Linked DNA regions of Homo sapiens: region 1 is linked to region 2. A link is an interaction called in ENCODE POLR2A ChIA-PET data of the cell type or tissue named here. Cell type or tissue: A673. All regions are shown on one strand. Links, peaks and the distances in the headings refer to the core of each region. The heading gives the core; the rest is flanking DNA. Region 1 overlaps TMEM52B (transmembrane protein 52B). Region 2 holds the start of LOC105376675 (a long non-coding RNA gene).

Region 1 (15,423 bases), core at 4,612-12,611, 380 kb after region 2:
TGTAGGTGTACTCATTTTATCATCATTTTACAGTTGAGGAAATTGAAGCCAGAACGATTAGGTTACTACACCAAGATTGGACAGGGAGTAAAGAGCAGAGCCACAATTTTTACCCTTAAAGCCCAGTTTCAGGCTCTTAGCCATTAATGTTCCCTTTCTTGTTTCTAATTATACTGATCTAATCAAAATTATGATATCATCATATTTGGATGATAGAAGGGCATGAGAAATATTCAGATGCGTGATGCTAGCAAAGGCGGAGGTGGTGGTGGTAAAAAAAGAGCCTCATTTTCATCTTCTATAATGGCAAGTCAATAGATTGTGTTCCAAACCAAAAATAAAAATCAAGAATAGCAACATATGCATCGTATTTGAAGAACTGTAGGCCTAAAAATATCAGCTAAAAAGTAGGGAGTAGAAAATGTGTGTGTGGTGGGAAGGTGCTATTTTTCTTCACAAGCCTTGCAGGGCTATTTGAATTTTCAATCTGTAAAGATACATAGATTTAATTTTAAAAAAATAAAAATTAAAAAATAAGAGGATCCAGGCGCGGTGGCTCACGCCTGTAATCCCAGCACTTTGGGAGGCCGAGGCAGGAGGATTACCTGAGGTGGGAAGTTTGAGACCAGCCTGACCAACATGGAAAAACCTGTCTCTACTAAAAATACAAAATTAGCCAGGCATGGAGGCACATGCCTGTAATCCCCACCACTCGGGAGGCTGAGGCAGGAGAATCGCTTGAACCTGGGAGGTGGAGGTTGCGGTGAGCCGAGATCGTGCCACTGCACTCCAGCCTGGGCAACAAGAGTGAAACTCCATCTCAAAAAAAAAAGAGGAAAGTGTTTTTCAGTTTGATGTTTGAAGTCTGACAAAGTTGTTCTGCAAATGACATTACTTCCTGACAACTCACCATCCAAAGCTAAAAAATGGGAGTTTGGAGAATTAAGTGACATAATGCATTAGGTGCACAGTTGGCATTCAAATGGCTGTGATTACTAACCAATTATTTGACTCTTTTTTTTTTTTTTTTGAGACGTAGTTTCACTCTGTCCTCCAGGCTGGAGTGCAGTGGCACTATCTTGGCTTACTTCAATCTGCCTCCCAGGTTCAAATGATTCTCCTGCCTCAGCCTCTCAAGTAGCTGGGACTACAAGCACGCATCACCACACCCAGCTAATTTTTGTATTTTTAGTAGAGATGGGGTTTTACCGTGTTGGTCAGGCTGGTCTCCAACTCCTGACCTCAGGTGATCCGCCTGCCTCAGCCTCCCAAAGTGTTGGGATTACAGGCATGAGCCACTGTGCCCAGCCAAATTATTTGACCCTTAATGAACCTTCTTCTTCTTCTTTTTTTTTTTTTTTTTTTGAGATAGAGTTTTGCTCTTTTTGCCCAGGCTGGAGTGCAGTGGTGCAATCTCAGCTCATTGCAACTTCCACCTCCCGGATTCAAGTGCTTCTCCTGCCTCAGCCTCCCAAGTAGCTGAGATTACAGGCGAGTGCCACCACGCCTGGCTAATTTTGTATTTTTAGTAGAGACAGGGGTTTCACCATGTTGGCCAGGCTGGTCTTGAACTCCTGACCTCAAGTGATCTGCCTGCCTTGGCCTCCCAAAGTGCTAGGATTACAGATGTGAACCACCGTACCCGTCCTCTTAATTAACTTTTGTTCTCATTGAATTGGATTTGCATTTATCAACTTTGGTATTTACTGAGTTTGAAGTTACAACTCTTTGGGAGAGAGAGGATAGTATTCAACCTTACCACTTATGGTAATTAGTATTAATATTGGAGGGGAGAGCAGGTCCTAACTACAGTGTAAGAGAAGAGCACACAAGAGAGATACTGTATAGGCAAGTTTGATATACAAAGTGGGATTAAAGAAAAGTCTAGATACTTGTAGCACTGACATCATTTATCAAACAGGAATAGCAAGAACCAAAAGGCAACATAAACAATTTAAGGTTTGGTACTGGGAGGCTGAGAGAGAAGAGGCGTTAACTGAGTCTGCCTTATTTCATAACTTTTGTCCATAAGTAAGATTTTATCATAGAAATTAAAGAGACATTGCCTCTGCGGTAGCTCTGTAGCCATAATGGTCACCCTGTCTCCTGTATTTTACTTCTCTTATTCATCTTTTAGTGACAACCAAAGCATCTTAAAAGTTACATTATCCCCTTTTCCTCTTCAAGAACTTGCGATGGCTTTCATTGACTGCAGGATAAAGTCCAAACTGCTGAAGCTCACATTTAATGCCTTCCATAAAAAGAAGCCAACCAGGCCGGCCGCAGTGGCTCACGCCTGTAATCCCAGCACTTTGGGTGGCTGAGGCGGGTGGATCACAAGGTCGGGAGATCGAGACCATCCTGGCTAACACGGTGAAACCCTGTCTCTACTAAAAATACAAAAAATTAGCCAGGCATGGTGGCAGACGCCTGTAGTCCCAGCTACTCGGGAGGCTGAGGCAGGAGAATGGCGTGAACCTGGGAGATGGAGCTTGCAGTGAGCCAAGATTGGGCCACTGCACTCCAGCCTGGGTGACAGAGCAAGACTCTGTCTTAAGAAAAAAAAAAAGAAGTGAACCTGTCTTCCAGATTAATTCCTATCACATCACTCCTGGAATTGTTACCAGTCTCCATGATTCACATTCTCATTTTTTTCTATCTTTTTTTATAAACAGAAAATGCCATTACACCATGTAATTAATGTTTAAAATTCAATTATCCTTTAGATTTCAACACTGCTTACTTTTTTTTTTTGAGACGGGGTCTCACTCTGTTGCCCAGGCTGGAGTGCAGTAATGTGATCTTGGCTCATTGCAACCTCCGCCTCCCGGGTTCAAGCGATTCTCCTGCCTCAGCCTCCCGAGTAGCTGGGACTACAGGCGCATGCCACCAGGCCTGGCTAATTTTTGTATGTTTAGTAGAGATGGGGTTTCACCATCTTGGCCAAGATGGTCTCGATCTCCTGACCTCGTGATCCGCCCGCCTCGGCCTCCCAAAGTGCTGGGATTACAGGCGTGAGCCACCGGGCCCGGTCCTACACTGCTTACTTTCATAGTACCCTTCCCAGACTCCCAAAGTTGTGAGGCACCCTGGGGTGGGAAATAGCACAATTCTGGGTTAACCAAGGTGGAGATGCCAATGGAAGACACTGGCCACCACTACTCAGTGATAGCATGTCACATATTTTCCACAGTTGAACTCTCCATGTATCTTAGACAATCCATAAATCACTGAAATCATTTTCCCAGTTGGCTTGCTCAACGGCAGATGTCCCACACTGACTTCTTTGTTACCTTCCAGCCAAGCTACTTTACCCAAGGAAAAGAAAACAAAGCATACCTTCCCCAGACTTTGCCATTTTAATCTCCTGCCACTTAAATTTGTTAAACAATTCCTGTTTCTGCTTTATTTCCATACTCTCATATGCAAGTAAACGCTTAACAGATTAACTAATCAGTCCCTCTGATAAAGTTCTTATAGCCGGGCCGGGCACAGTGGCTCACGCCTGTAATCCCAGCACTTTGGGAGGCCGAGGCGGGCGGATTACCTGAGGTGGGAAGTTTGAGACCAGCCTGTCCAACATGGAGAAACCCCGTCTCTACTAAAAATACAAAATTAGCTGGGCATGGTGGTGCATGCCTGTAATCCCAACTACTAGGGAGGCTGAGGCAGGAGAATCGCTTGAACCTGGGAGGCAGAGGTTGTGGTGAGCTGAGATCGTGCCATTGCACTCCAGCCTGGGCAACGAGAGCGAAACTCTATCTCAAAAAATAAATAAATAAATAAATTAAATTAAAAAATTAAAAAATAAATAAAGATCTTATAGCCATACCTACAAGGCCAACTCAATTAGAACTGATGCTGCAGTTCCTGAGCTAGACCTGGAGGGAAAACGGGCTACTGCAAAGCACTCTATACTGTCGTATTTGCCTGTAAACCACCGACAACTAGGTCATCACAGCCACAGAATGTGTCAGACCCAGCCTCCCCACTGAAGGAGAGTTTGCCCTTGTGTAAATTTAGTAGAGGTTCATCTTTCAGTTTTCCCGCACAGATTAGGAGCTTTATGCTGTCAGGGTCACTTCCTACTGCTATGCATGTGTCAACATCTTCTTTCAGAAATTGACAACACACTGGACGCAGCCCTGACTCCAATAGTTTTGGTTTTAGCAAGAGTCGACAAAAAGAGTCAAACTCTGTAAAATACTTGAAAAGATTTATTCTGAGCCAAATATGAGTGACTATGGCCCATGACACAGCCCCCAGGAAGTCCTGAGGACATGTGCCCAAGGTGGTCGGGGTGCAGCTTGGTTTTATACATTTTAGGTAGGCATGAGATGTCAACCAAACACATTTAAGTAATATATTGGTTTGGTCCAGAAAGGTGGGACAACTCAAAGCCGGTGGGGTGTGGCGGGGGGGCTTCCAAATTTAAACATTTTCTGGTTGACAATTTGTTGAGTTTGTCTAAAGACCTGGGATCCATAGAAAGGAAATGTTCATGTTAAAATAAAAGATTGTAGAGACCAAGGTTCTTTTGAAGTCTTATAGTGGCTGTCCTTAGAGACAATAGATGACAATGATTTTCTATTCAGATATTTAAAAGGTGCTAGACTCTTAGTTAATCTCTTTAGGATTGGGAGGGCCTGGAAGAAAAGATCTAGCTATGTTAATAGAGATTATTATTATTATTATTATTATTGAGACAGTTTCGCTCTTTTTGCCCAAGCTGGAGTGCAATGGCACAATCTCGGTACACTGCAACCTCGGCCTCCCAGGTTCAAGCAATTCTCCTGCCTCAGCCTCCCACTATAAGCTGGGATTGATTACAGGTGCATGCCACCACTCTGGGCTAATTTTTATATTTTTAGTAGAGACAGGGGTTTCACCATGTTGGCCAGGCTGGTCTTGAACTCCTGACCTTAGTTGATCTGCCCGCCTCAGCCTCCCAAAGTGCTGGGATTACAAGCATGAGCCACTGCAGCTGGCTGAGATTCTTTACGGATGCAAATTTTCCCCCACAAAGGACAGCTTTGCAGGGCCATTTCAAAATGTGGCAAAGAAACATGTTTTGGGGTAAAATATTTTGACTTTCTTCTTTGTCACATGTTATGCCAGAGTCAGATGGGAAAGTAAGTCATGATATACAGGGTTAAATAAAATCCATCTGATGAGAATTTATGGTTAGTAGGGCATGACTCCCTAGACTCCTTAGATAGGAATTAGGGTAAGATTTAAAAATCAGAGCTTAGTCCTCACAAGCAAAAAATGATAGGAGGGCCGGGCACGGTGGCTCATGCCTGTCATCCCAGCACTTTGGAAGGCTGAGGTGGGTGGATTGCTTGAGGCCAGGAGTTTGAGACCAGCCTGGCCAACATGACAAAACCCATCTCTACTGAAAACACACACACACGCACACACACACACACAATTAGCAGGGCGTGGTGGTGCACGCCTGTAGTCCCAGCTACTCGGGAGGTTGAGGCAGGAGAATCGCTTGAACCCAGTAGGCGGAGGCTGCACTGAGAGGAGATCATGCCACTGCACTTCAGCCTGGGCGACAGAGCGAGACTCTGTCTCAAAATAAAAAAGGCGATAGAGGATGTGGTTTTCTGTCCAGTGTAATCACCCTTGACAGTAAGTTGAAAAGACCGCAGATTGGAGCTGCCCTGCTCGGAGGGTTTGTGCATATTTATGTTATTTGAGCTGAGAAAGAGGGGCCAGTGAATTTCCTCTGCTTAAAATTATAGGAGAGACCTAGAGAACAATTGTGTTAAAAATCATGTTTTTAACCACTGTTACTTTTTTTTTTTTTCAATTGAGCACAGCTTAGAATTCTGTTGGAAAAAAAAAAAAAGAACATCATTTTACCACCACCTCAATGTTCCTTTTCATGCTCATCATCATCATTTTTTTTTTTTTTTTGAGACAGAGTCTTGCTCTGCCACCCAGGCTGGAGTGCAGTGGTATGAGCTTGGCTCACATCAACCCCTATCTCCTGGGTTCAAGTGATTCTCCTGCCTCAGCCTCCCGAGTATCTGGGATTACAGGCGTGTGCCACAATGCCCAGCTAATTTTTGTATATTTAGTAAAGACAGGGTTTCACTATGTTGGCCAGGCTGGTCTCGAACTCCTGACCTCAGGTGATCCACCCGCCTCGGCATCCCAAAGTGCTGGGATAACAGGCGTGAGCCACTGCGCCCTGCAAGCTCCCCATTTTTAACTAGGATTTTATTTTTTATTTTATTATTTTATTATTATTATACTTTAAATTTTAGGGTACACATACACAACATTCAGGTTTGTTACATATGTATACATGTGCCATGTTGGTGTGCTGCACCCATTAACTCGTCATTTAGCATTAGGTATATCTCCTAATGCTATCTCTCCCCCCTCCCCCCACCCCACAACAGTCCCCAGCATGTGATGTTCCCCTTCCTGTGTCCATGTGTTCTCATTGTTCAATTCCCACCTATGAGTGAGAACATGCAGTGTTTGGTTTTTTGTCCTTGCGATAGTTTACTGAGAATGATGGTTTCCAGCTTTACAATATGCTCCTAGTCAGGATTAAGATCTGCCTTCCTCACATTTCAGCTAAGACCTCAAACTTTCATCAGGGTATGTTTCTTAAAAATTGATCACATAATGGAGCTTTCCTGCAAATAAAATGTTAAGTCACACCTCATTGTCTTCAAGTTCAGTTGCCGAATTGCCTGGTGCGAGGCTGAGCAGTGTGCCACTTCAACTTCATGCGCTGCTCTCCCTTTACGGTATACAAGTCATACTAAACTACTATATGCTAAAGGGAAGAAACTGGTAGAAAGTGAAAAATTAAAGGAGTGAGAGGGAAAAAGATCAAGAGGGTGAGGATGGGGAGAGATGATCTCATTCATGTCCATATATATGAATATACATTTTAACTTGATAGCTTCCAAACTTATATCCTCCTGTCTAAACCCCAGAGTCTCAGAGAGGCGTAACCAACAGTTTCCATGCAGTCTCCAGTGAATTATCTTAAAAACATTACAAAGCTAAATGACTAATGTAAAATTTCTTTTTCTTTTTCATGAATTGAGGCTTTCCTCATTCAATTCCAAGGAAAACTTTGACTTATTCCATTAGCAAGTTTGAGCTTTTTTTTTACTGTTTGGTGCAGTAGGACTTAGCTTAGATTAACTTGGTACATATTTCACCAGCGAATGCCTTATTCCTCACTTTTAGAAATCACTGTTTAAATTTTCTCCTGAATCTGGTCTTCCTCCAGTCTTCTCCATACTAATAAATAGCTGTACTTTCCATGCATCAGCTCAGGTAAATGATCTAGAAGTCATTCTTCACTTCCTTTCCTTTCCTTAATACATTTTCCTCTCCAATTCAGCTGCAAGTCCTGATGATCCTATCTCCAATATATCTCTCAAATTCCTACATTTATCTCTCTCTCTCCCTTTATTCCCACCACACCCATCCTATCCACAATCATCTCTTATCCACTATTCTTCAGTACCTCTGAAGACTTTCCCTGATCTTCTGATCTTTGACTTCTGACCTTCTGACTTTCCCACTCCACTCCATTCTCCTGTAGCATTGAGAGTCATTGTCTTAAAATTCAAATTGCATCAAGTGACTTATTTAAAATCCTTCCACAGGCCAGACGCAGTGGCTCATGCCTGTAATCCCAGCAGTTTGGGAGGTTGAGACAGATGAATCACCTGAGGTCAGGAGCTGGAGATCAGTCTGGCCAACATAGTAAAACCCCGTCTCTACTAAAAATACAAAAATTAGCTGGGTGTGGTGGCTCATGCCTGTAGCTCCAGCTACTTGGGAGGCTGAGGCAGGTGAACCACTTGAACCCAGGAGGCGGAGGTTGCATTGAGCCGAGATCGCGCCACTGCACTCCAGCCTGGGCAACAGGAGGGCAACTCTGCAAAAAAAAAAAAAAAAAAAAAATCCTTCCACCGCTTCTCAATACATGTAAAATATAGTCCAGACTTCTGGTCCGCAAGGTCTCTCTCCTTCCTCTTGAACTTTGTTTCCTGTAGCTGTCTCCCTCGCTCCCTGTAATCAGCTACTCTACTCTCTCTCTCTCTTTTTTTTTTCTTTTTGACAGAGTCTTGCTTTGTTGCCCAGGCTGGAGTGCAGTGGCACTATCTCAGCTCACTGCAACCTCTGCCTCCTGGGTTCAAGCAATTCTCCTGGCTCAGCCTCCAGAGTAGCTGGGACTATAGCCGTGTGCCACCACACCCCACTAATTTTTGTATTTTTAGTAGATATGGGGTTTCACCATATTGGCCAGGCTGGTCTTGAATGCCTGACCTCAAATAATCCACCCTCCTTGGCCTCCCAAAGTGCTGGGATTATAGGCGTGAGCCACCGCACCCAGCCTCTACTCTTTTTCTTTTTCTTTTTTTTTTCTTAAGTTTCCCAGATTTACCAAGGCTTTTCTTATCTTTGAAAATGCTTTTCTTTTACTTTGCTTCTCCCAAGTATCCTCTACCCTCTCCTATCTGTTGTCCCCTTTCAGTCTTTGTTTAGCTCTTTGTATTTATAAATCTGCTACTATTTTATCTTGGTTTTTCTTAATATTCCTAAAAATTTAACTCTGTGAAGATATAAACTCTGTGAAGACCCAGAGGCAGAGGCCCTGTTTGTTTTGCATGCTCTACACTATTCTTGGTACAAAATTTCTTTTCTTTCTTTCTTTTTTTTTTGTTTTTGGAGACAAAGTCTTGCTCTGTTGCCCAGGCTGGAGTGCAATGGTGCGATTTCGGCTCACTGCAACCTCCGCCTCCCTGGTTCAAGCGATTCTTCTGCCTCTGTCTCCTGAGTAGCTGGGATTACAGGCACGTGCCACCACGCCCAGCTAATTTTTGTATTTTTAGTAGAGACGGGGTTTCACCATGTTGGTCGGGCTGGTCTCGAACTCCTGACCTTGTGATCCGCCCTCTTCGGCCTCCCAAAGTGCTGGGATTGCAGGCATGAGCCGCCGTGCCCAGTTGGTACGTAATTTCTTAAATCATACTTGCTGAACACACATAAAACCTGTTAAATGATTGTAATGCAAGCACAACTCAAATTATTTATTTATGTATGTATTTATTTATTTATTTATTATTTTTTTTGAGATAGAGTTTTGCTCTTATTGCCCAGGCTAGAGTGCAGTGGCATGATCTCAGCTCACTGCAACCTCCACCTCCCAGGTTCAAGCGATTCTCCTGCCTCAGCCTCCCGAGTAGCTGGGACTACAGGCCCGCACCACCACGCCCGGCTAATTTTTGTATTTTTAGTAGAGACGGGGTTACACCATGTTGGCCAGGATGGTCTGGAATTCCTGACTTCAAGTGATCCACCCACCTCGGCCTCCCAAAGTGCTGGGATTACAGGCGTGAGCCACTGTGCCCAGCCGAGCCAGTGTTTAAAGAGTAGATGTGAAGAAAGTTAAAAAGGATTTTAAAAAATTGAGAACAATAATGATGGTGATGGAGGTGATTAACAGATGTATTAGATTCAGTATAGAAAGAATTGAGGCCAAAGGGGTACAAATAACTAGTGACCAAATGGGGGAGTTACGGGAGTGAGAGACTCCATGTGACTGAGGAGCAGCACATGTGAAGCAGATGAGGAAAAGGCACACTATGGGATGGACACAGGGGACAGGGTAGTAGCATGTCATGGTTGGAAGTGATTCTATATTTCAAATAAGGTGGTAGGGGCTAGGGAGTGGATGTGGGGAAGAGAGATTCCTTTAGGAATAGACATTATGTCTTATCCTTTAGGATAAGACATTATAGGCAAGATTTCCCCCAAGATATTCTAATGCCAATGAACATTTTACCTTTGCCAAGTCTGTGATGTCCTGGTGCCTTAATAGAAGAGCCTAGAATGTCTTTTGGAATGTGTCTTTGATGACTAAATGACTCATTTGGCAGCAGTAAAACAAGGTCCCTTCAGGCGCTATTAGCAATTCATGCATTTCAATAATTCCCAGAGCCAATTTGTTAAATGACTCAGGATAATTTCAGATCCCCAGCAGGTTATACTCAGAACATTTTTCCCTCCGGGCTGAGTGAGCATTCCAAGAATGTAGTTAACAAGGAGCTGCATAATCAGCCAATTCTTGGCTCTGTGTTGCCTCCTTGAGTTCTGGAGTTAATTAATTGCCTAATAAACAATTAGTTTTCTCAAATATTCCTTACCTCTACCCAGAACATATTACGAGGAATCACTTATATCTGTTGCTGTTTACCGCAATCAACAAGTATTTATTGATAAAAACAAAGCCATTTCAGGTGTGACAACAGTAACATAGTTGGCAAAAAGATAAATGGGAACATGGCTCTCAGATAAGTCATAGCAGGCAAGGGAAGGTTAGAAGACAGTAGGAAGAATAACATACATATGCATAACACTTTACAAATCATGCCACATATATTTAGCTTCTTTGATCTTCACAAAAACCTTCTGAGGTGTTATTATTTCCCATTTTTTAGGGAAAAAACGGCTTTAAAGATTTCAGGCCAGGAGCAGGGGGTCAGGCCTCTAATTCCAGCACTTTGGGAGGCCAAGGTGGGCGGATCACCTGACGTCAGGAGTTCTAGACCAGACTGGCCAACATGGTGAAACCCCCTCTCCACTAAAAATACAAAAATTAGCTGGGCACGGTGGCAGGCAGCTGTAATCCCAGCTAGTCGGGAAGCTGAGGCAGAAGAATTGCTTGAATCCGGGAGGTGGAGGTTACAGTGAGCTGAGACCATGCCATTGCATCCCAGCCTGGGCTACAAGAGCAAAACTCCATCTCAAAAAAAAAAAAAAGGATTTCAGTGACTTTTCTAAGGTGAGTAGTTTTTCCCTAAATGTGCGTCACTTCCTCGATTTTCCAATAATAATACTTTGGGAGGTGGTATGTTTTGTGGATAGATTAGCACTGTGCTGCGGCATGGTCCATGGGAAGCATCTCAACCAGGCTTAGTTCAGCATTTAGTTTTTGCTCCAAGAACTCGAGAGATGTGCAGATAGGCTCAAAGGAGAGAGTGTGTTTTCCACCATGGCTCCTCTAGGTGGCAGTGAGGGCCACCACTAGAGACTAGCGTGTGTCACTATAGAGGTGTTGTGGCTTTAAGTGGTCCAGGCAAAACAGGAAAGAAGTAAAGCAACACTATTCCTTTAGAGTTAAAACAGGGTGCAGGTATACATGCATGTGCGCACATATATGTGTTTGCAGTGCGGAGGAACTGAAGAATTAATCCAACTGTGACTGCACAGTATGGAGTTTTTCATACTGCTGAGGGGTAGGACCAGAGAGAAAGAAAGACTGATATTTGGCACTTAAATACTATACTGTGTTCTCTTTGCCCATATCAGCAATGCCATCCCTAGCTTTTAGATATCCGAGTGGGTATGTTGTGCTGTCTAAGATGATCATTGTCATTCGGTGTAAAATCGATTGCTGTCTCAGGAGGAAAGATGCATGCATTCAGTGCATTAATGTCGATGGCTGTGCTGACACTGTTGTCTTTCTTTTCCAGTTAACCGCAGTGGATTCGCTGACAGAGAGAGACACAACTTGCAGTATCATGTGGGTACAGGAATTCTATATGCACTCAATAGTTAAAGGAATTCAAGACACCTTGATGCTTTCCTGGTTTAGTAGTAATCAGTGTGGCTAGAGATTACTTGCAGATTTTGGCCATTGGATACAAAATTAGAGTTCCCAATTAGAGCATTCTGTATCGGAAGATATAAAGGCCTGTGAACGAAGAGTAAGAACCATCTTTCCCATAGAATGATGGTGTTAGATGCCATCTTAAAACTTCTGAGGGTTAGAAAAGTATGTGTTCCATTTTCCCACAGACTCTGGACATCACTCCACTCCTATTTATAAAATGACAGCTCTCATCAGTTCCAAGAGTCAACTATTCGAGTCGACTCCTTCTCTGTTGGAGGCAGCTGCTTTTCTTCAGGTACTGGGGGTAGATCAGGTGCTTTCTGCCCGCACATGGCTACTGTGAAGCGACTCATGTGAAGAGCTTCTTCATACCCTGGGAGGGTGTCCAAAGAGGAGGGCAGCTGGCCCAGGGAGCTGTGGGAGTGAGCCACAGCCAGGATCCTCCGAGCTGCAGGGCCAAACACCGACTGCAGAGCTGTGAAGAAAGAAGGAACAGAGCTAAGAAACTAAGGGAAACAGGACACCCTCAGACAGCAGAGACTTACTTCACACTTAACTGTCGCTTCATTTTTTACAAGTATCCAAACTCATTGTCACTCCTTGCCCCAAATTTTATGAATATCCTTTGAAGCATGTTTACAACCCAGCTTCCTGCTCTGCTAGAAGGACCTGTTTTCTCTGGTAACCTCAAATAATCTAAAGAATGTTTCTGTATCTCTCTCTCTCTCTTTTTTTTTTTTTTTTTTTGAGACGGAGTTTTGCTCTTGTTGCCCAGGCTGGAGTGCAATGGTGGATCTTGGCTCATTGCAACCTCCGCCTCCTGGATTCAAGTGATTCTCCTGCCTCAGCCTCCCAAGTAGCTGGGATTACAGGCGCCCGCCACCATGCCCAGGTAATTTTTGTATTTTTAGTAGAGACAGGGTTTCACTATGTTGGCCAGGCTGGTCTTGAACTCCTGACCTCAGGTGATCCACCCGCCTTGGCCTCCCAAAGTGCTGGGATTACAGGAGTGAACCACCACACCCAGCCAAGAATGTTTCTGCATCCTGCAACTCAACCCTGCCCTTTCCCCTTTCAGACTTAGATCCCTTTCCCCCAGCCCCCGATACTATAGACTCCTTAGGATTATTTATTTTTACCTCATCTCTTTTCTTTTTTTTTTTTTTTTTAGACAGTGTCTCACTCTGTCACCCAGGTTGGAGTGCAGTGGCACAATCTCGGGTCGCTGCAACCTCCACCTCCCAGGTTCAAACAATTCTCTCCTGCCTCGTCCTCCCGAGTAGCTGGGATTACAGGCATGTGCCAACGTGCCTGGCTAATTTTTTTTTTTTTTTTTTTTTTTTTTTTTTTTTTTGAGACGGAGTCTCGCTCTGTCGCCCAGGCTGGAGTGCAGTGGCGCGATCTCGGCTCACTGCAAGCTCCGCCTCCCGGGTTCTCGCCATTCTCCTGCCTCAGCCTCCTGAGTAGCTGGGACTACAGGCGCCCGCCACCACGCCGAGCTAATTTTTGTATTTTCAGTAGAGATGGGGTTTCACTGCGTTAGCCAGGATGGTCTCGATCTCCTGACCTTGTGATCCACCCGCTTCGGCCTCCCAAAGTGCTGGGATTACAGGTGTGAGCCACCGTGCCTGGCCAACAAAAGTGCCTGGCTAATTTTTGTATTTTTAGTAGAGGTGGGGTTTCACCATGTTGGCCAGTCTGGTCTCAATCTCCTGACCTCAAATAATCCACCTGCCTCGGCCTCCCAAAGTTCTGGGATTACAAGCATGAGCCACCATGCCCAGTTATCTTTTTTCTTTTTCTTTTTCTTTTTCTTTTTCTTTTTCTTCTTTTCCTTCCTTCCTTCCTTCCTTCCTTCCTTCCTTCCTTCCTTCCTTCCCTCTCTCTCTTTCTTTCTTTCCTTTTTTATTTTTTGATGGTGTCTCACTCTGTAGCCCAAGCTGGAGTGAAGTGGCGCCATCTCGGCTCACTGAAACCTCCGCCTCCTGGGCTCAAATGATTCTCGTGCCTCAGCCTCCCGAGTAGCTGGGACTACAAGCCCGTGCCACCACGCCCAGCTAAATTTTGTACGTTAATAGGGACGGGGTTTCACCATGTTGCCCAGGGTGGTCTCAAACTCCTGAGCTCAGATGATCTGCCCGCCTTGGACTGAGCCACCGTGCCCAGCCTTGGTTATCCTTTTTTCCTAAGATGACAGTGAGAAAGGGGAGGTAGGAAAGGTGAACAGCAACACATCATATCATTCTATTTTGTTGTTGTTGTTGTTTTGAGACAGGGTCTTTCTCTGTCGCTCACCCAGGCTGGAGTGCAGTGGCACGATCTCGGCTCACTTCAACCTTTGCCTCCCGGGTTCAAGCGAGTGTCACGCCTCAGCTTCCCAAGTAGCTGGGATTGCAGGTGTGTGCCACCATGCCTGGCTAGTTTTTGTATTTTTAGTAGAGACGAGGTTTCACCATGTTGACCAGCTTGGTCTCGAACTCCTGACTTCAAGTAAGCCACCTGCCTCAGCCTCCCAAAGTTCTGGGATTACAGGCATGAGCCACTGCGCCCAGCCATCACTCTCTTTTCAAAATAAATATCCACATTTTGCCAGCTGGTGTTCTGACTGGTACTTGCTCCTCAATTTTAGGAAAGAGCATAGTCCAGGCACAGTGGCTTATGCTTGTAATCTCAGCATTTTGGGAGACAGAGGCAGGTGAATCATGAGGTCAGGAGTTTGAGACCAGCCTGGCCAACATGGTAAATTGTCTCTACCAATAATAAAAATAAACAAATAAATAAATAAAAATTTAAAAAAATATAGCCTGGTGTGGTGGTGGCTGCTTGTAATCCCAGCTACTCAGGAGGCTGAGGCATGAGAATCTCTTCAACCCAGGAGGCGGAGGTTGCAGTGAGCTGAGATTCCCACCACTGCACTCCAGCCTGGGCAACAGAGGGAGACTCCGTGTCAAAAAAAGAAAGTAACCATTTTGGCCAGGCATGGTGGCTCACGCCTGTAATCCCAGCCCTTTGTGAGGCGGAGGCAGGTGGATCACAAGGTCAGGAGTTTGAGACCAGCCTGGCCAAGATGGTGAAACCTCGTGTCTACTAAAAATACAAAAATTAGCCAGGCATGGTGCAGGTGCCTGTAATCTCAGCTACTCTGGAGTCTAAGGGAGAGAACTACTTGAACCCGGAAGGCGGAGGTTGCAGTGAGCCTGAGATTGCACCACTGCACTCCAGTCTGGGCGACAGAACAAGACTCCATCTCAAAAAAAAAAAAAAAAAAAAACCGTCATGGAAAGAATAGAACCACAGAAGAAAAGGGAAAGTGTCTTATAATCATTGAGAAAATGTTAAGGCTAAAATTTAGTGTATCAAGCCTTGAAGAATAAAGAACTGAAAGTACATGTCATTAATTTCTTTAAAAATATAAAATAGTATAGATAATAGAAAAAGTAGATTTCACAAAATCCAAGACGTTTTGAAAAAGGCATCCGTTTGGAGTTCAAAATAGTTTTTAGCAAAGTAACTATTTATAAACTGGCTAATTCTTCCTATTCAATATTTCCAATAGCCTCCAATATTTCACTTCTTTCTTTATCATGAGCCAGACAGACCCTTGAGAACACAGCTTCAGTGACAGCCCAGGTCACTGCACCATCAGGCTTCTGGGAATGGAAATTATTGTGAGTCCTGGAATCTTTAATATTACTCGATCAGTGGTTCTACACCTTTGCACCCTTTTCATTATTCCCTTAAATTGGGTCCTCCTCCCA
Region 2 (15,423 bases), core at 3,902-11,901:
CTTTGGCCACAGGCCAGCATCCCAACAGCATTTCACACTATTGTATAGGTTTTTTTTTGTTTTATTTTATTTTTTATTGACACATAATAATTGTACATATTTATGGGGTACAGTGTGATGTTTCAATACATGTATACACTGTGTAATGATCAAATCAGGAATCAGGGTAATTAGCTTATCCATATCCTCAAACATTTATCATGAATCAAGATCGGATTCACCTGGAAAACACAGCCTGATGAGTCTCACTTCCAGAGTTTCTAATTCAGTAGTATAGCATGTTAAACTGTGTCCCCCAAAAGGTAGGCTCCAGTTCTCACCCTGAAGAATGTGAACATGACCTTATTTATGACCTTATTTGGGAAAAGGGTATTTGCATATGTAATTAAGGTAAAGATCATGAGATCATGCTAGATTATGGTGGGCCTTAAGGGGTCCTTAATCTAATGATGGATGTTCTTTTAAGAGATAGGAAAAGACACAGAGACACAGAGGGGAATGCCGGGTGAAGACAGAGGAAAATATTGTAGTTATGCATCTATAAACCAAGGAAGTCCAAGAGCATGGCACTGGCATCTGGCAAGGGTCATCCCATGGTGAAGGCATTACATGGAGAGACAGCGAGAGAGAGAGAGAGAGAGAGAGAGAGAGAGAGCTTTTTTTACAACAGAACCACTCCTGAGATAACGATCTCACTCTCATGAGGGAATTAATCTATTCTTAAGATTGAGGTCCTCATGACTTTAATCAACTCTTCAAGGTCTTACCTCCCAATAATGTCACAGTGGCTATTAAATTCCAACACTGAGTTTTGGAAGGAGCATTCAAACCAAAGCACCTCTAATGGTAACATCTTGTAAAATCATGGTATAATATCACAACTTAGTTATTGACATTGATACAAATGCAGAGAGATTCTATCACAAGGCTCCCTATTATTGCCCTTTTAGAGCCACACCTGCTTCCTTTTCTCCATTCCTTGTTCCTGACTCCTTCTCTGTTTCTATAATTTTATCATTTCAAGACTGTTAAGTAAATGAAATCATACGGTCTGTGACCTCAACGTAATTTCCTGAAAATCTATACAAGTTTTTGTAGGTATCAATAATTTGTTCCTTTTATTGCCAAGTAGGTATGGATGTATCACAGTTTGATTACATTTACCTATTGAGGAATATTTTGTTGTTTTCAGGGTTTTTTGTTTTGTTTTGTTTTTTTGCTATTGCAAATAAAGCTGCTATGAACAGGAATAGACATTTTTGTGTGAACATAACATGTTTAATTTATCTGAGATAAATGCCCAAGAATGCAATTACTGAGTCCTATGGTAGTTCGTGTTTAGATTTATAAAACACTTCCAAACTGTTTTCCAAAGAGGCTGTAACATTTTGTATACCCATGAGTGATTCATTTTCTTTGCATACTGGCCATCATTTGGTGTTGTCGTTATTTTTAAATTTTATCCCTCCTGATATGTATATAGTGATGTCATTAGAATTTTTTTTTAAATAGATTACAATTTTGAGCAGTTTTAGTTTTACAGAAAAATTGAGTGGAAAGTACAGAGAGTTTCCATATACTCACTCACCCTCCTCCCAGTTTCTCCTATTAATATCTAGCATTAGTGTGGTGTATTTGTTATAATTGATGAGCTAATATTGATATGTTATTACTAAGTAAAGTTCATGGTTTATATTAGTTTCACTCTTTGTATTTTACATTCTATGGGTTTTGACAAATGCATGACATATATCTACCATTACAGTGCTGTAAAGAATAGGTTCATTGCCCTAAAAATCTCCTATGCTTCATCTATTCCTCTCCTCCTTCCTCTCTCTGAGGCCCTGGCAAACACTGATTTTTTTTTTTAACCATCTCCATAGTTTTGCCTTTTACAGAATGTCATATAGTTGGAATCATATCTTATACAGAATTTTCAGATTGGCTTATTTTACTTAGCAGCATGCATTTAAGTTTCCTCCATGACTCTATAACTTGATACCTCATTTGTTTTTTTACTGAATAATATTTCATTGTCAGGAAGTACCACGACAGGTGATCACACCTGGAGAAGGACTGTTGGTTGCTTCCAAGTTTTGGCAATTATGAATAAAGCTTCTATAAACATTCATGTGCAGGTTTTTTGTGGATTTAAACTATCACCTCATTTAAATAAATACCGAAGAGTATGATTGCTGGCTCATATTGTATGTTTATTTTTCTTTTAGCACCTGCCAAACTATCTTTCAGAGGTTGTACTATTTTGCATTCCCACCAGTCACGAATGAGAATGGAGCTGTTGCTCTACATCCTTTCCAGCATTTGGGTTGTCAGTATTTTAAGTTTTTACCATGCTAATGGGTTTGTAGTGGTATCTCATTCTTTTAATTTGCAATGGTATATGATGTTTAATGTCTTTTCATATGCTTATTTGCTATCTGTGAGGTGTCTCTCTATACCTGTTTATACTAGCTTTATAAGAGAAAAAAATCCAGAGAAAACCAAAATATTCCTCAATAGGTAATCTTTTGCCGATTAAAAATATGGTTTGTTTTGCAAATATTGTCTCCCAATCTGTGGCCTGTCTTTTACATTCTGTTAATTTGTTTAGAATTTTTGCCATAATCTTTCTTCTACTTGGAAAATAAAATTTCTTATAATTTACCTAATGTATACAAATTGGGATTTTCCTTATTTGGACATTAAAATCATATTAAATTTCACATCATATTTTTCTGCCATGATGTTGGGAATATTCAAATCCATCTGAGACTTTTTTATGATATCTTCCATTATCTTTCTAGACAGAGAATAATGGATATTTTCCTAGGTACAAAGGCAGATATGTATGTTATCATAGGCATTTGAAAATGGCAGGTGCCATGCGTTCATGCAAGTTATTATGGCAGTTACATAAAAGAGGTCTTTCAGTTTGTTACAGCAGTCATAAGACCAAATGCAGATACAAATTAAACTGAATAAAAGAAAAAAGGTTGAGCCTGAAACTGAGTTTATCCTTAATGGTAGATTCTGACTCATGATGCAAAGAGAAGAATATTGGGAATCAATAATGTGCAATAGGGTTGTTTTCCGTTTTTTTTTTTCTTTGATTTTATCTGCCTATCTTTGTCAAAATCTCAAAGTAGAATCCAGTTTTTTTACCGAAATTCCCTAAGATAATTCTGTTTTAGAAGTGATTGTTGTGTGCTTCGAATTCTCTATGCTAGATGCTGCTTGTTTCACCTATTATGTGTTCCAGCTGTGTTTCATTTGACCTGATATGCTTTATCCCGCCCATTTCTACAGCTAAAATTTTTCTATCAAGAATCAGCTGAAGTGGCATATGCTTGTACAATTAGTTTCTCACGTTTCATCCCAGCCAGAATTAACTGCCCATTCTCCTGCTGTATGAAACTCTTTGTCTTTTATTATGTCACTTTGGATTACATTAAGTAAATGTTTGTCATTTGAATTCCACTGAAAAATATTTTTTTCATACACTCGTTCACAATTTGTATAAACTTTGAACAGTTTATTTCCTCACTTAGTAGTTTGGCTTTTGTCGTGAAAGCAATACAAAATGAAACCCATTCGGTCCAGATATCTTAGAAGAGAAGTGAGCATTTAAAAAAAGAAGAAGAATCTGGAGAAAGCTATCTTTCAGTGGTGGAAAGCATAAGCAGAGATGTGGTAACTCTAAGACTTCACTGGAAAAATCTCTCAGAGCAATTATTATGATAAAACCATCAGAGGAAATAAGGATCTGGGTGGTATGTGCTTAAGTGTCAAATATCCAAGATGTACTCGAAAGCTAAATAATAAGGAAATATTTAAAGTTTATTTTTATTCAAGAATTATTTATTAAACAACTACCATGTATAGGAAGCTGTGGTAAGTATTGGGAATTCAAAATGAGTATGATATAGTCACTGCCTATAAACTAGGCTAGTTGGCAAAGGGATCATTAACTAAAAGACACATATCCATGATATCAAGTAAATTATTGATAAGGAATGACTATTCCAATTATGGAGCAGTTCAGAATATACATAATATACGTTAATACAGGATGGCCATAATGTTGGGAAATATAGATAACATTTACTTTCACAGATTAACCCATTTGATTGCTTCTTCCAGAAAATGCTAATGGAGCAGGTTTATATTCTGAAAATTAGAGACAAAAATCATTGGAGGCAACGTATCACAGAAGCATGTGCAGGCACTGATAGAAATGTTGTATTAATGTCCCATGTTGGTCCCCATTATGCATAACACATTGCTAATGAGGAACAACACGTTGAACATATCATGTAATGTCACCATATCTCAGAGTGATAGGAATAAATCAATACTATAAAACTTCGTTATGTTTCCAGACTTGCTGATCATGTTACATATATAATATATATAATTTAAATATTTTGAATGTTTCCCTTTTTTTGAAAGAAAATTGTGCCATTTTCTTCCAAATATTTACACAATGTAAAACAGAAGAGCAATGACATTTATAGAAATGACAATTTTCAGTATTTATAATCTTTTCTCTGTCTAAAGAGATAATTTTTCTATTCCCCATTTTCCCATGGTTTGAATTTGTAATTTTCTATAGCAGAGTTCTCTTGTATATTTTCTTCTTTGACTCTGTCACATCGTAGGAGGTGCTGTCAGAATATTCTTGTCTCCAAAAGGAGCTTTTGGCTTGGATTTCCTCTGTCATACAAACATCAAGGAAAGACAAGATCTCAATATGGAAACCACATATAAAGTGATTACAGAGATTCTTATCTAATTCATTTACAGTTTTGACTGGATTATTTCTCATTTCACTCCCTTTTTCCTATTTTCCCTTTTTTCTTCTCTGTTTTTTCCATCCTTCCTTGTCTAGTTATCTGTGGCATTATTTTTTTCTCTCCATTTACCAGTTAAATATATTTATTTCATATGTACTTGTTTTTAGCTCTCTTCCCTAAGTGAAAAGTGTCACTGTAAACATCTATGAGAATTCTGACCAGAATAGAAACTGTCAGAATGCCACTGAAATGTCAGGATCTCCTATTGTGCTGCTGACAACATTTGCAGTTGTTCTGGACATTGGATATTTTCTTCCTGTTCAGCATTTATCACGGAAAGTGAGCGACTCTCAATTCTATTTCTGACCAAATTGTTTGTGGAGCTTTCAGGTAAAGGACAAAGGTGTCATCAGCTATTGTTTCTAAAGATTTTGTTGATACCTTTAATTCTATCTGATGGTGATTGATATTTGAAATTCAGAGAGAGTGAATTCAGAACATGAAAACATTAGGAAAGGGGAGTGAATTCCCTAGATTAGATTATTGCCAAGTTGAAGTGAGTTAAAAGCAGTTAATTGATGGCTCACACCTGTAATCCCAGGACTTTGGGAGGCCCAGGCAGCTGGATCACCCGGTCAGAAGTTCGAGACCAGCCTGGACAACACGTGGTGAACCCTATCTCTACTAAAAATACAAAAATTAGCCAGGCATGGTGGCATAAGCCTGTAATCCTAGCTACTCAGGAAGCTGAGGCAGGAGAATCGCTTGAACTTGGAAGGCAGAGGTTGCAGTGAGCCAAGATCATGCCACTGCACTCCAGCCTGAGCAACAGAGCAAGACTCTGTCTCAAAAAAAAAAAAGCAGGTAATTGAGTGAAAGAATTTCTGTTCTGATAATGGAATAATTCTGGGTCTTCCAAGACTTCTTTCTTTTGGAACTGAATAAAGTGAATTACACAGATTAAGAAAGTAGAGAAGATGTAAGTTTATGTTTCCCTTTCTTTAGAAATAGTAATATTTTTTGTTGAACATTTTGTATGACCCATTTTAGTTAGCCTTTATTCTTAGCTTATAAACTATAGTAATCTAGACAGGGATTTTTTATTATCTGGAGTTATACAGACAAACTATTATATGACTTTTTTCTTTATAAGTTGAAAACTTTCAAAACATAAACTTTGTATTTTAGTTTAGAAACAAAGCCATTCAAGTAAATCAAATTGGTCTTTTTAGATGCCTTGATACAGAATTAATTGCTCCTTTTTTTAGACTCCTTTGTTTATAATTGTTTCCCTTAACAGAACATTTATTTGTTCCTTTACTCATTTGTCCAACAGTTGTTTATTCAACTCTTTCTATGTGTAAGGTATTATACTTAGAACTGAAATTATAAAGATAAATAAATTACAGATCTTTCCCTCAGGAAGCTCAAACTTCAGAGAACAGAAATACAGACAGATAATTGAAATGCAATGTCAAGACATAAGTCATTGGACCATAATTAAGGTGTTCAAAGAACTCACAGCATGTTATCAGGAAGTCTTCTCAAAGAACTCCATTCAATTGAGTTTAGAGGAAGAGTATGCATTTTGCCAGTTGGATAAAAGGGAGAATGACGTTTTATTCAGATTTCTTACAGTCCGAATGCATAACTTAAACCATGGATTATTAGCTCTGCTGGAAGGCAGGCTATTGGGCCCTTTGGGAGGAGTTATGGATGGGGATAACCAGCACAGTGTTTAGCTGGAGTAGGCAAAAAAAAAAAAAAAAAAAAAAAAAAGTTTCAATAATAGATGTAAGAATGAATACTGTATAACAATTTGAAAATATCCAAATATTTCTGCTCAGGGCCAAACTATTCTTCTTTTCTTCTTTGGTGTAGATTCCAGAAACTCACCCCTCTTTCCTTTTTCATTTAAAGTCGTTACTGCCTATGGTACTCTTTGGAATCACCATTAACCCTGACACACACCTCAGGTGAACTTTTTCTAACTCTACTGTTTTTATTTCCTCAAAGGCATTTGCTCAAGTTCCTTTTCTTAAAAGTATTTTTATATTTTTATTTTTATTTTTTTTTTACTGATAATTGCTGCAGGTAAACGAGCAGAGGATCAAAATACCACAAAAAATATAGTATATTGTTTTTCTTTATCCACTATGTACTATGGAATATAGCATATATATTATCCCCTTTCTGGGAATTGAAAGAGCCTTCTTGGATCCCTGACTTTCGTATTTATTTTGGAGTATGAATAATAGGCCCTCAAAAATTTGTTGATGTCTGGTTAAAGGTTAAATCTTGTGTAACCATTAGCCTCAAGTAGCAGAGACTGTTGGCCAATCCATGAATCATTCCAAATCTCCTGCCATTCTCAGAAGTTACTCGCTTTCCCAGCACCCTTGCAGCTACAGAGTGTCCATATGGCCCACCTCTGGCCATCAAACTAAAGACAAAGCTGGCTAGAGGACTTCTGGAGTGGCTTGCTTTGCCTCTATTCTCTTCTTGCCTGTGGGGAAAAGAAAGAGAGATCAGACTGTTACTGTGTCTATGTAGAAAGAAGTAGACATAAGAGACTCCATTTTGTTCTGTACTAAGAAAAATTCTTCTGCCTTGAGATGCTGTTAATCTGTAACCCTACCCCCAACTCTGTGCTCGCAGAAATATGTGCTGTGTCGACTCAAGGTTTAATGGATTTAGGGCTATGCAGGATGTGCTTTGTTAAACAGATGCTTGAAGGCAGCATGCTTGTTAAAAGTCATCACCACTCCCTAATCTCAAGTACCCAGGGACACAAAACACTGTGGAAGGCCGCAGGGACCTCTGCCTAGGAAAGCCAGGTATTGTCCAAAGTTTCTCCCCATGTGATAGTCTGAAATATGGCCTCGTGGGAAGGGAAAGACCTGACCATCCCCCAGCCCGACACCCATAAATGGTCTGTGCTGAGGAGGATTAGAAAAAGAGGAAGGCCTCTTTGCAGTTGAGATAGGAGGAAGGCATCTGTCTCCTGCTTGTCCCTGGGCAATGGAATGTCTCGGTGTAAAACCTGATTGTATATTCCATCTACTGAGATAGGAGAAAACTACCTTAAGGCTGGAGTTGAGACATGCTGGCAGCAATACTGCTCTTTAATGCACTGAGATGTTTATGTATGTGCACATCAAAGCACAGCACCTTTTTCTTAACCTTGTTTATGATACAGAGACATTTGTTCACAGGTTTTCCTGCTTACCCTCTCCCCACTATTACCCGATTGTCCTGCCACATCCCTCTCTCCGAGATGGTAGAGATAATGACCAATAAATACTGAGGGAACTCAGAGACCGGTGCCGGCGCTGGTCCTCCCTATGCTGAGCGCCAGTCCCCTGGGCCCACTTTTCTTTATCTATACTTTGTCTCTGTGTCTCTTCTTTTCTCAAGTCTCTTGTCCCACCCGACGAGAAATGCCCACAGGTGTGGAGGGGCAGGCCACCCCTTCATTGCCATGAATACTGATCTGGGGCTATGGCAGCTATGTGTGGCCACAAGGTTGTCCACATGTCCAAACGCAGAAGATTAGAAGGATTTAGACAGCGAATGGCATTGATGATGCTGTTGAGCTGCCGACAGCCCTCAGTCTCTTGACCTCTAGACTTTTTATTACACATGTCCAAATTTATAAGATCTACCTACCCGTGACTTATAGATTTCAATGGGCTCCTTATCACACACAAAAAAGAGCTCTCACACTGAATTAGAAGTCCATGCAGATGCAGATTATCTGACAAGTAGAAATGGACTTGTAGGATAACCAGAATGAATAAATCAGAATAATTCTGTATTTATTATTGCTGTAGCTATAAATTATGTTCTTACAATTTGGCATTACAGTATACAAATGGTTCCATACTACAAAACAAGGTGGTTTAAGATGAAACACAAACAAAACAAGACCAAACAAAACAAGAAACCCTTATGATTTGTGGTTTAAAAATTAACAGGGTCTTAAATCTCTCAGGAAGCCAAAACTGCAGCTTCTCAGCTTGCCCTTTTGCTGACAGCTCTGCTTTTATGTATTCTGACCTGTTATTTTAATTTTCTTCTGATCATAGTAGGAGGAGAGCCTCTTTGAAATGATAACATCTTACAGTTTTGTCTCTTTCCAATCAACTCTTTTTCCACCCATCACTGATGCAACAGCATCCTCAACCCTATGGAAGACCACAGATGGAACTCCAGTATACACTTCACTCAGGAAGGCCTGTAAAGAAATTCTTGTAAATGAAGAAAACCTACTCAATTATAATTTTTATTAGCAACTACTTCCAATATGTATGAGATGTATGAATTATAATGATTGTTTTCTTTGTTGACAAAGAGTCAAACTCTGTAAAATATTTGAAGATATTTATTTTGAGCAAAATTTGAGTGACTGATGGTCCACGACACAGCCCTCAGGAGAACCTGAGAACATGTGCCCAAGGTCGTTGGGCTACAACTTGGTTTTATACATTTCAGGGAGACATAAGACATCAATCAATACATGAAAGATGTACATTAGTTTGGTCCAGAAAGGTGGGACAACTGGAAGCAGGGGCTTGCAGGTCATAGGCTGATTCAGAGATTTTCTCATTGGCAATTGGTTGAAAGAGTTATTTTCTAAAGACCTGGAGTGAATAAAAAGAAATGCTTGGGTTATGATAAGAGGTTGTAGAGACCAACGTTTCATTATGCAGATGAAGTCTCCAGGTAGCAGGCCTCAGAGAGAATAGGCTGTAAATGTTTCTTAGGGGACTGAAAGGGTCTGTTCCATCAGTAATTCCAAAAGGTAGGAGGGTATAATTAGGCATGTCTGTCTCCTCCTTCCCATCATGGCCTCAACTAGTTTTTCAGGTTGACTTTGAAATGCTCTTGGCTGAGAGGCGGAGTCTATTCAGATGGTTGGGGGACTTAGAATTTTATTTTTGGTTTACATCTTGAATGATTATGGAGAAAGTTCTTCTTTCCCCATATTTTATCTCGTTATGTTTCTCTACTCTCCAGAAATGACTGAGGAGAATATTTACACAGAGGTGAAATCTCATGACAAAAGAAAAAATACGATCCAGAACTACTGGCAGTCAATATACTTATGGTAAACACCTATTCTCACATAATCTTAAATTTTGAGTAGGATCTTATATCCAACAATTCAATGAGTTTGTGAATTTCTTTTTACAACTTCCCTGCCAAGTGCTTGACTTTCTGGTTGAATACCTCCAAGGAAATGTAACTCATTTCTTCCCAAGGTAGCAGTCATGGACTTTACCTACTCCTAGACTATTTTTCTTTATTGTAAATCAAAATATTTCTTTCTGCATTTGATATACACAAGTTTACAAGCCTTTTATTTATAAACTTGTATATAAATAATAAAAGACTTATTTATAAGCCTTTTAATAGCAAAGAAGACGTAATCTCTTTGAAATAACATCCCTAATGACTTCTGAGGCTGAGCCCAAGAGCTCAGAGCAATACTTCGTCATCTCTTCCTGGATCTGTGAATTAATTACAGTGCAGAAAATGCAGGAGAGATTGTTTTGTTTTATTTCTAATAGAGTCAATGTATGTTTGCAATGTAAGACTCTCTTGTTATTTAAGGAAATAACATGAATGTCAGGCAATTGTGTATAATGCATTACACGGTAATGTTTAGGCCCTTCTCACCATTCTTCTAATTCTCTTTTAGTTCTTTTTTGACTATCCTTCTCAGTAATCCAAGTGAATATTTAATGCTGAGCCTTGCTTCCTCCATCAACAGATAGCCATGCCAGCGGAAGAACTGAAGGAAACTATCTTGTCTTTTATGGCTTGGAAAGGCTTTCAGGACATGCCTGGCATATAAAAGTCTGATTTATAATTATCCTTGCTCTTGTAGTTATAGCAGTTGTAAAAAAAAAATCAAAGAAAATAAAAACACATGCTATAATTTGTTGTGAGTGACCTTAGGAAGGTGGGTTTAGGACAAATGTGAGTCCTATCAATCCACTCTAGTGATTTATTAAATGTTAAAATTCTGAACATTAACCTTTTATTCTCAATGTAGAAAGTCATTATTTGTATGTGTAAATGTGTGTGTGTTTGCATGCACACAGACACACCCATTAAGCAACTTGAGGCAGAGACTGCAGCACGTGCATAGCATGTTTTGATGCCGGGCGCGGTGGCTCACGCCTGTAATCCCAACACTTTGGGAGGCCGAGGCGGGCGGATCACGAGGTCAGGAGCTCGAGACCACGGTGAAACCCCGTCTCTACTAAAAAAAGGACAAAAAATTAGCCAGGCGCAGTGGCGGGCGCCTGTAGTCCCAGCTACTGTACTCAGAAGGCTGAGGCAGGAGAATGGCGTGAACCTGGGAGGCGGAGCTTGCAGTGAGCCTTGATCGTGCCACTGCAGTCCAGCCTGGGCGACAGAGCGAGACTCCGTTTAAAAAAAAAAAAAAAGATTTTCTTACATTCATCTTTTTTGCTGGCTTTTATTGGGCACTGTTCCACATTATGCTGTTGCCATCCTCAATAATTTTATGCTTCTGTAATTTTGTTTTGATCTAGATAATTAATATTTGTTTTGTTTCAAACACTGTTGCAATAATACTTTTGATTTATATGTTAATTTCTTTCATCTGATTTATCATGCCAATATGTTCTTGCTGCAATATAATCATGAATCGTTTACTTGCAGGACACCCGTGTTCCAAGTGCTGTGCGAGCTGCCAGTGATACTAAGAAGACACTGTGTTTTGTTGTGGTTTACTGCAATGCTTTCTTGCACTAGATTTAAAAATCCTCAAGAATGACACTTATTTCCAAATACCTATGTTGGTGCATTTGAAATCTAAAAGAAAGCCAATGTAGGAGGAGACTGGGAGTAGGGAGAGTCACAGAAGATGAAGAAGTAGAGGCCAGAGAATGAGTTAATTTTTGATGCTTATCTTACATTCGAAGGGAAGTCATTTTCAATGGAGGAGAGAAAGGGTAAAGATTGCATTTTAGGAGAATAGGCTGCCTGCAGTGTGGAGGATTTATTAGCTGAAGATGAGTGGATACAATCTAAAATTTCCTTGTTGTGAAAAGTCTTTGCAGTTTATGAGTCTCATAGTATAGGAAAAGTAAGGAGTGTTTAAATAAATTTAAATCAAACACAAATAAATCTGTGACTGTAAAATCGTTCCATCACCTGTGACTCTCACTTCAAATTTTTACAAAAAGGACAAATAGCAGTGACAGTACTTTTGCCCACTCCTACCTTATAAACCCTAGTGCCACTACTGTTGGACACTACTGTTTCAGCAAATAAGGAAACATATAAGACAAAGAACACAGGAGTCAGGAGGAAGCAGCTTATTTTGATCAAGTTGTGACAAGTTGAGCATTAATAATAATAAATTAATTGAAATACACTAATATTTTATAAGGCAATGAGTTTCTAATGATACTTAAAAGACAAAAGTTCTCTAGATTACAACTATTGGTAGTTATTAATATTGTTTTGTTTCAAACACTGTTGCAATTACACTTTTAATTTATATGCTAATTTCTTTCATCTGATTTATCACGCCAATATGTTTGTGTCGCAATATAATCATGAATTGTTTACTTGTAGGTCACCCGTCCAAGGGCTGTGCTAGCTGCCAGTGATACTAAGATGCTGTGTTTTACTATTGGTAGCTGTAATCTAAGAGGAGGAATATAATAGATTAGATTTAAAAAATGTATTTCAATAAACTGATAAAAATTTTAGTAAGTTGTATTTTAATATATCTAAATCATTCTATTTCCTCTTTTTAAATATATGTGTGTTTATACAGCAGTATTTTTTAAAACTGTATAAGTAAAGGATAAAAATATTGGGAATTGTGAGTCAAACAGTTTAGAAAAAGCAGAACTAGACACAGGATGCTCATGTACAGTAAGAAAGGAGAGAGAAAGGGGAGTTGAATATTGTGTTATAAAATGATGACTTAGCCAAATGTCTTAAAAAGGGAGCTTACTTTATTGAGAGTTTTTAGCATGAAGAGGTGTTGAATTTTATCAAAGGCCTTTTCTGCATCTAGGTATTGATGGAACGTATCTCAAAATAATAAGAGCTATTTATGACAAACCCACAGCCAATATCATACTGAATGGGCAAAAGCTGGAAGCATTCCCTTTGAAAACTGGCACAAGACAAGGATGCCCTCTCTCACCACTCCTATTCAACATAATATTGGAAGTTCTGGCCAGAGCAATCAGGCAAGAGAAAGAAAGAAAGGGTATTCAAATAGGAAGACAGGAAGTCAAATTGTCTCTCTTTGCAGATGACATGATTGTATATTTAGAAAACCCCATCATCTCAGCCCAAAATCTCCTTAAGCTGATAAGCAACTTCAGCAAAGTCTCAGGATACAAAATCAATGTGCAAAAATCACAAGCATTCCTATACACCAATAATAGGCAAACAGCCAAATCCTGAGTGAACTCCCATTCACAGTTGCTACAAAGAAAATTAAATACCTAGGAATACAACTTACAAGGGATTTGAAGGACCTCTTCAAGGAGAACTACAAACCACTGCTCAAGGAAATAAGAGAGGACACAAACAAATGGAAAAACATTCCATGCTCATGGATAGGAAGAATCAATATCGTGAAAATGGCCATACTGCCCAAAGTAATTTATAGATTCAATGCTATCCCCATCAGTCTACCACTGATTTTCTTTACAGAATTAGAAAAAAAAAAAAAAAACACTTTGAATTTCATATGGAACCGAAAAAGAGCCTATATAGCCAATACAATCCTAAGCAAAAAGAAAAAAGCTACAGGCATCACGCTACCTCACTTCAAACTATACTACAAGGCTGCAGTAACCAAAACAGCACAGTACTGGTACCAAAACAGATATATAGACCAATGAAACAGAACAGAGGCCTCATAAGCAGTGCTACACATCTGCAACCATCTGATCTTTGACAAACCTGACAAAAACAAGCAATGGAGAAAGGATTCCCTATTTAACAAATGCTGTTGGGAAAACTGTCCAGCCAAATGCAGAAGACTGAAACTGGACACCTTCCTTATACCTTATAGAAAAGTTAACTCAAGATCGATTAAAGACTTAAGCATAAGACCTAAAACCATAAAAACCCTAGAAGAAAACTTAGGCAATACCATTCAGGACATAGGCATGGGCAAGGACTTCATGACTAAAACACCAAAAACTGGCAATAAAAGCCAAAATTGACAAATGGGATCTAACCAAACAAAAGAGCTTCTGCACAGAAAAAAAAAACAAAAAACTATTATCAGAGTGAACAGGCAACCTACAAAATGGGAGAAAATTTTTGCAATCTATCCATCTGACAAAGGGCTATATCCAGAATCTACGAGGAACTTAAATTTACAAGAAAAAAAAAACAACCCCATCAAAAAGTGGGTGAAGGATATGAACAGATACTCCCCCAAAGAACACATTTATGCTGCCAACAGACATAGGAGAAAAAGCTCATCATCACTGGTCATTAGAAAAATGCAAATCAAAACCACAATGAGATACCATCTCATGCCACTTAGAATGGCAATCATTAAACAGTCAGGAAATAACAGATGCTGGAGAGACTGTGGAGAAATAGAAACGCTTTTACACTGTTGGTGGGAGTGTAAATTAGTTCAACCATTGTGGAAGACAGTGTGGCGATTCCTCAAGGATCTAGAACCAGAAATACCATTGGACTTAGCAATCCCATTACTGGGTATATACCCAAAGGATTATAAATCATTCTACTATAAAGACACATGTACATGTATGTTTATGGCAGCACTGTTCACAATAGCAAAAACTTGGAACCAACCCAAATGTCCATCAATAATAGACTGGATAAAGAAAATGTGGCACATATACACCATAAAATACTAAGCAGCCATAAAAAAGGATGAGTTCCCGTCCTTTGCAGGGACATGGATGAAGCTGGAAACCATCATTCTCAGCAAAGCAACACAGGAACAGAAAGTCAACCACCACATGTTCTCACTCATAAGTGGGAGTTGAACAATGAGAATACATGGACACAGGGAGGCAAACATCACACACCAGGGCCTGTCAGAGGGTGGGGGGCTAGGGGAGGGATAGCATTAGGAGAAATACCTAATGTAGATGACGGGTCGATGGGTGCAGCAAACCACCATGGCACGTGTATACCTATGTAACAAACCTGCACGTTCTGCACATGTATCCCAGAACTTAAAGTATAATTCAAAAATAATAATAATAATGAAAAGGAAGCTTACTACAAAACTTTCATTTCTCTTTTCCTAGGATATAGAATTTCTAAGTGGCCCTTAAATAATACAATAAAGCATACATAATTTGTAATAATCCTAACATAAAATATCAGTATATAATAGAGATAGGATAATACATAATGAAATGTTGGTTGAGACTTGAAACGTATCATTTATGATGGAGATATTAGGTTATAAAAATCCAAAAACATGTGAAAGATGAGAATTTGAAATGTCTTATTTTTATAACAAAAGAAGTTTAACTCTAAAATAGGAGATGACTTCATGGCCTGCAGCTGGAGTTAATTATCGTGGCAAAAACAAACGGGTCCCAAACTGACTAAAAATCAGTTGCTT

What was found. Peaks named below come from ENCODE experiments on the same cell type or tissue, not always from the same donor. Only the 100,000 strongest peaks of a DNase experiment are listed, where the experiment ranks them.
Region 1: POLR2A ChIA-PET joins it to region 2 with 12 read pairs; 2 of 35 experiments call an interaction of 5 or more read pairs at or near these places.

The regions. Positions count from the first base shown.
Region 1 is chr12:10,186,613-10,202,035 of GRCh38, reverse strand. It overlaps TMEM52B (transmembrane protein 52B), which reads right to left. Exons shown (of 5, transcript NM_001384896.1): 5 at 10,232-12,140. The coding sequence ends at 11,896. Among named protein-coding and RNA genes, the nearest start is that of TMEM52B, 15 kb to the right of the region's middle. RefSeq lists silencers at 5,473-5,522, 5,559-5,759. In A673, for the core only: a CTCF peak has its summit at 11,060 (motif pointing right); a DNase peak (open chromatin) is centred at 11,055.
Region 2 is chr12:10,564,114-10,579,536 of GRCh38, reverse strand. LINC02446 (long intergenic non-protein coding RNA 2446) reads right to left here. Exons shown (of 3, transcript NR_146456.1): 2 at 7,223-7,299; 3 at 3,849-4,713. It overlaps LOC105376675 (a long non-coding RNA gene), which reads left to right and starts at 7,295. Exons shown (of 2, transcript XR_931358.2): 1 at 7,295-9,903; 2 at 11,490-12,547. RefSeq lists an enhancer at 7,197-7,802. In A673, for the core only: no CTCF peak of the experiment used is centred there; no DNase peak of the experiment used is centred there.